Regions from separate parts of the Homo sapiens genome. Here region 2 is linked to region 1. Evidence: chromatin loops called from intact Hi-C (ENCODE). Cell type or tissue: sigmoid colon. All regions are shown on one strand. Each heading gives the region's core, and the rest is flanking DNA. Links, peaks and the distances in the headings are about the cores only.

Region 1 (3,026 bases), core at 255-2,754:
ACCCATTAAGGCTACCTGCAGGTGAGAATGAAGGTTTCTGTTTTCTTTTTATTTCTCTTCAAGTTAGAGTACAGTTTCTCTATCTGATCCTTCTCAGCTAGCTCTAGCAAGACAGGCGAACCTATGTCTTTACTATCTCTAAAATAGGAGAGAAGAGAATTTGAGGAGATTTGGATAGGAGATGGATGTTCCAGAAATAGAACAAAGCATAGAAGAAAGAACTAGGCTTCAAATGCAAAGAGGATTAACTGAAAGAGGGAGATTATTGGGAAGGGAGGAGAAGCGAGTCAGAGGACACCGATCTGTGCAGGGCAGCCCTAGATTGTGTTTAAGCAGGAAGTTAGTTTCAGTTATATCTATATAATAACAAACCATCTGGCTTGGGAAAATGACAATTAATTCAGCTATTTGTTTTTAGCTTCAAATTTGCCCTTGCTTTTTTCCTTTTCAAAATTAGCCAAATGTTGCTTAACTAAATCTTATGATTCTTTTTGCCCTCACGGACTTTGCATTATTAAAATAAGAGTTATTATGAAAGTAACAGAATCATGGCTTAAAACTGAAAATATCAAAAACTTGATGCTATTTTAAAAGCAAGTTCATTCCAGCCCATTTTAAAGTACTATAAAGACAGCCCAAATGTAATGCCAGGAGAAGCCAAGAATTTAAGGAATCAAAAAAAAATTGTTCATCATTTGGAAGCCAAATGAGGATTCTTTTTACATGAACCAGTGAAGTGAGTGTGTGTATGTGAGTGGCAGAGTGTAATTTTCCTTATCAGAGAATTATCTCCATTAATGGTATTAAAGAATAAGGAGTCTTTCATGAAAATAGCTCCTTCTTAATCTGTTTCTTATCCATGTTTGCTAAAGGAGTCAGCCTGATGTTTCTATATGGAATAATTGTATTTATTTTCTTTCAAACGATCAGCTGCTTTACCATTGTGTAGTCACAGTCGGAGTTGAACATGATGAAGCTTCTTGATATTTTCCTTGGACACTCTGTCCGTTGTCAAATGTATCAGTTATCTAGACCTTGTCAGCACCCCTTGGATTCTCTCTTGGACACCTGTGAACATCACACTGAAAAATAATCCTATTCTAGGTGTGTGTAGTGGAGTCTTATCATTTCCTTTTGAGAACATGACTCCAATTACAGTTTGGAAAGCAGATCAAATAGTGCTGCGCTGCTGGTTTGTATCCTTTCACTTCACTGTTTTGTGTTCCCTGAAAAATAAACCTCCATTTTTTTCTCTCCTTTAATTAGAATAAATTTCTTTCTTTGAACTTAAAATACAGCAGGATATCAGATACAAAGTAGGAAAACTAAGCCCGGGGCACCTCCATAAAGTGCAAACATTCAAGTTAACATGCAAAAATGAAAAATAGCTAATTTTTCAATAACAAAAATGGTTACTCTAAAAACAAATCTATGTGTCACTCATTCCATACATCATTACCTCAGTTAATCTAAGGGAGGCATCATTGTCCTCCTTACAGGGACAAAGAAACCAGGGCTGTGAGTGGTCAGTTAGTGGAGCTCAATCTGCTTGGGGAAGCTTTGATAAATACCAATGCTCCAGCCACATCTCAGGCCGATTAAGCAGAAACTCAAGGTGGGGCTAGCAAGTTCATGTTTTCAAAAGTTGTCCTGCTGACTCTCATTTGTAGCTGGGGACAAAAGTGACTAGAAGCAGGTGCCCTGATCCTGCCAATATAGGTCCTCTTGAACTTTTTACTTATCGCTGCTTCCTTCTCTTCTAAAAGTAGGTCATGTCACTGTCTCCATTTCTTCTTTACCCTCTTCAGGGACAACTTTTATGGGCAGAAATTTTCAGTGTGTTTCCTTTTTTCAACTCCTCATCTACCTGGTTATTAATCAGTCAAACATCAGCAATTCTGTTACCTCTTGAACTTCACTTGGAAGCCAAATGATGATTCTTTTCACATGAACCAGTGAAGTGTGTGTGTGTGTGTGCGCGCGCACACGTGTGTGTGTGTGTGTGTGCGCGCGCGCATGCACTTGTGAGAGAGAAAGAGAGGTTTTCTATTTACTTGGGTAAATAAATATCGCAACCAAAGACAAATGCTTGTTTAAGGTCTTCAGTGACAGCAGAAGAACAAGTACATAAGTAAACACTATTTCTCTTTTAATTCTAAAAGAGCAAGACAGATGAGGGTATAGAAGGCAAAAAAGAAAAAAGAGAGGAATATATACACTGTTTAAGTAAAGATATCTACCTTACAGCCATTAGTAAGATTTGGGCTCTAAACCAAAAGAGCTCTAATGTCTTTTAATGACTTTGGTTGTATGAAATTTTCAAAGTAAAATAATTAAGAATTTTAAGCTCTATCACACTTTTAAATGCAAAGGATTGTCAAATTAATAATTTTTAAAGGGTGTTATAACTCCTTAAAAGTATAGAATCATTGGCAATAGTCAGAATTCCCTACCATGTATGGATTCTCTGGGGATCTGGCTCTGTTGTATTATAAAAATAGCTAATAATACTGAACACCCATTAAGTGCCAGGCCCTATTCTATTCATGTTAACTCATTTCCTTCAAAACCCTATGAAGTAGGTAAGCTTCCAACCTGGCAAACAGAGCAGCACAATTCAATCAATTTAGGTAATTCCCCCTCATTTGGCCTTTTAGGGTAGCTGGAATAGGGTTTAAAAAAATAGGAGAATAACCATATTGTGAGTGGAAGAAGCTACAATTAAGCAGCCCCCAGCATCTCCGTGACGCCTACCCACATTTTATCAGCAAAATAACCACTATAGCTAAGGGCATCCATGTTTCTAAGAGAAACCAGCTTCTTACTTCTTTCCGATTAGCTGCTTCCCTGAAACTCAAACATCTATTACTCGCAGGAAGGCCCCCAAAACTGTGGGCACTTCGAGTAGTATCTCCCCTTCCCATGTCTTACAACTGTGGTTCTCAAGCCTTGGTATAAATAAGAACAACCTAGGCCGCTTGTTAAAAGGTGTATTTCTGTATCCCGTCCTCAGAGAGTCTGATTAA
Region 2 (2,723 bases), core at 224-2,723, 1.9 Mb before region 1:
CCTCAACCCCTGCCAACCCCAGCTAAACCCCAGGGCTTCAGCAGAAGGACCACAGCCTGAAACCAGTGGCCAGAATTCTCCCCCTGCCCTGGGGCTTCTTGGCTGGTTTCAGTGTGTGCCTTCCCTAACATGCAGTGCCCTTCTAGCCCCGGGAGGTTAGAGGAAGGAAAGGGAAGCAAACATATACTGCGTTCCAGCTGTGTCATAGGAACTGCACTAATTGCTTTCACACATTTCACCTGACATTTAATTCCCATAAGAATTTGGTGAGGTGGGTAATAGTGAACCCAATTCACAGATGAGGAAAGTGAGGTTCAAGGGGTAACTTGCTCAAAGTCATATAGCCAGTACATGATAGGGTTTGGAGCCATCCAGAGTAGGGGTATCAGTGCCCAACCCCAGGTTGAAGGCAGAATTATAGTTGCTCTAGCTCAGCTAGAGATGGAACCTCAAATTAGTCCATGTCAGCCCCTCCATGATTCTATGTGAGCCCCTACAGTGGCCTTTGGAGACAAGGGTCCCCAGAGAAAGGGTGAGCCACTTAGCCTAATTGGGCGGGGTCATTCACCCTCCCACCTGTTTCTTGCTTCCCTGTGGATCAGCTTGGGGCCACTCACCGGTACTGCTGCTTGCCGTGGAGTTCTGCAGATACTGCCCGCTCCGGTACAGGTGCAGCACCTTCTCCAGCTGGGCCAGGGTCTCGTCCACCCCCCAGGCGAGCTCTCCTGCAGAGTGCAGTGTGGCTAAGACAGGATGCCTGGGGCTCCCACTCCTCCCTGAAGTCAGCAGCCAGCTGCTCCCACCTCTGCCTCCAGAGCCTGTGCCCCAGTGAACAGAGGGCGGGGGAGCGGGGAGGTTGCGGCAGAATGCCACCTTAGGAAGTGATGGTTTCTAGAACCCCTGCTGCCCTGGGTTATTTTTCTCCCCACTTTTGCTGGCGGGTGGGGGTGGGGTAGGTGCCTGGAAGCAGATGGGCCCTGGAGAGCTCACCTGTGGCGTTGACGATGCTGTCCAGCAGAGGACGCAGTGAAGGCGGGGCACTGTGAGGCAGGAGGTATGTGAAGAAAAACCTGTGGCAGAGGGAAACCAGTGGCTCAGGAATCCAGCCTTTGGAGACACATCCTTCCTCTATTCCAACCTGGGGCAGAACGCTAACCTGGCCAGGGAGCCGGATCCCTCAGGCCTAGCAACCAGGCAGAACGCAGTGAAGTCTACTCAGCCTCGGGGGAGGGTTCTGGGCACATGCTAACACCACACCTAACTTCATACTAACCGAAACCAGGGGCCTGCTTCCCAACCCTTCCCAGGACTTGCCCACCTCCCAGCCCCACATTATCCCCTGACTGACTCCCGGTGTCGGAGCAGCCCCATGGCTGGGGCCCAGTGAGGAATTTCCCAGAGCACAAGGGCCTGGGTGGGAAGGGAAAAGTGCCAGTTCCACCAGCCCTAGGCTCCGAGTCCAACACTATTTTAAGAAGCCTCCAGCTGCCACCCCCTAACCCGGATTCTCCTTGGAGCTGTCTATTTTTAGCCTCTCCATCAGAGGCCTGAATGTTCCCTTCTGGACAGGGTAGAAGCCTTCCCTTGCTCTGGTCAAGGCTGAGTCTCCCTGCCCAGCTGGCCTCCACGTTGGCTCTCTTCCTGCCATGCCCTCCTGGCCCATTCTCCTTCGATGGAGTTCCCGAGTCAGGGGTGGAGGTCACCTGTAGGCATTATAGAGGTTCCGCTTCTCGTTCATGCCCTCGCACCAGCCCTGGGCTGAGCAGGGCAGGGTGAAGTTCCTGGCCGGAAACTCGAGTATGCAGTCGGTGCTGCCTGCACACGGCGTCTCCTCCACACGTGCGTCATCCAGGTCCGTCACTTTGAGCTCCCCATCCACCAGCACAAACTGCCGAGGGCGGAAGTCCAGCAGAGTGACGGAGCCCAGTGGGGAGTGGGCCAGGTGGTGGAGGAGGCGGCCCAGGCTCAGGCAGATCTGAGGGGCACAAGAAAAGACTGCTCACTGCTTTTCTCCTGGGTTGGGGGTCTGTGGGACTCGAGGGCACCCTCCTCTTGGAATCTGAACTTTGCTTGTGGGGGTTGGCACTTCTCTTCTATAGGCCCCAGGGCTCCACAAAGGCCAAGGTCAGCAGCCTTAGAGAGGAGGCCAGTGATTTTCTATTAACTCTCGGCTGGCCTGACCCTGGAAATGATATGGAGTGGGTGGGAAACTGCAGCAGCGAGGGTCTGGGGATAATGCATCTCTTCCCTGAAGTTGCATCCTGAATGTTGTTTTAGTTCAGTGTATGGAAATATCGGGAGGGTCAGGATGGTATTAAGGTCTTTCCTAGTTCTAGGACACTGGCCCTCCTGCAGTCAGGCTGAGTGTGAGTGTGTGAGTGCTCCCCTCTTTAAGGTGCCAGCCCCCACAAGCTGGTGTGTACACGCGCACAAGGAGGGGTGAGGAGGGCAAGAGCACAGCATGTCGGGATCCTTTAAGTCTTGCTTCTTTTTTGAACCCTTTGGCCGGTGGCTGAGTCAGCCTGTGCGCCTTCCTCCCCTCCCTCTCCCTGGGTGGAGGAGGAGTGGGAGCTGCTTTGGAGGGCTGGCCTTCTAAGGCAGAACCATCCTAGCAAGGAGCCCAGGGCCCGAGCCCTCCTCTGAGCTCACTCGGAATCGATCCTCCCAGGAAGTTTGCAGCAGCTGGATCATTTCTACAGGGGCGCCCAGCTCCGTGATGGTGG

Evidence for each region. Hi-C counts contacts between places; a loop is a spot of excess contacts. Peaks named below come from ENCODE experiments on the same cell type or tissue, not always from the same donor. Only the 100,000 strongest peaks of a DNase experiment are listed, where the experiment ranks them.
Region 2: a loop joins it to region 1, with 9 times the contacts of the local background. A loop is called at or near these places in 1 of 110 quality-filtered maps.

What each region holds. Positions count from the first base shown.
Region 1 is chr2:40,121,188-40,124,213 of GRCh38, reverse strand. The region is part of intron 10 of SLC8A1 (solute carrier family 8 member A1); the gene reads left to right. The region is part of intron 3 of SLC8A1-AS1 (SLC8A1 antisense RNA 1); the gene reads right to left. Among named protein-coding and RNA genes, the nearest start is that of SLC8A1-AS1, 210 kb to the right of the region's middle. In sigmoid colon, for the core only: no CTCF peak of the experiment used is centred there; no DNase peak of the experiment used is centred there.
Region 2 is chr2:42,053,288-42,056,010 of GRCh38, reverse strand. It overlaps PKDCC (protein kinase domain containing, cytoplasmic), which reads right to left. Exons shown (of 7, transcript NM_138370.3): 2 at 2,650-2,723; 3 at 1,704-1,975; 4 at 991-1,070; 5 at 618-725. Among named protein-coding and RNA genes, the nearest start is that of PKDCC, 6.6 kb to the right of the region's middle. RefSeq lists enhancers at 1,786-2,500, 2,501-2,723. In sigmoid colon, for the core only: no CTCF peak of the experiment used is centred there; DNase peaks (open chromatin) are centred at 662, 1,440, 1,850 and 2,585; H3K4me3 peaks cover 605 bases; H3K27ac peaks cover 2,500 bases.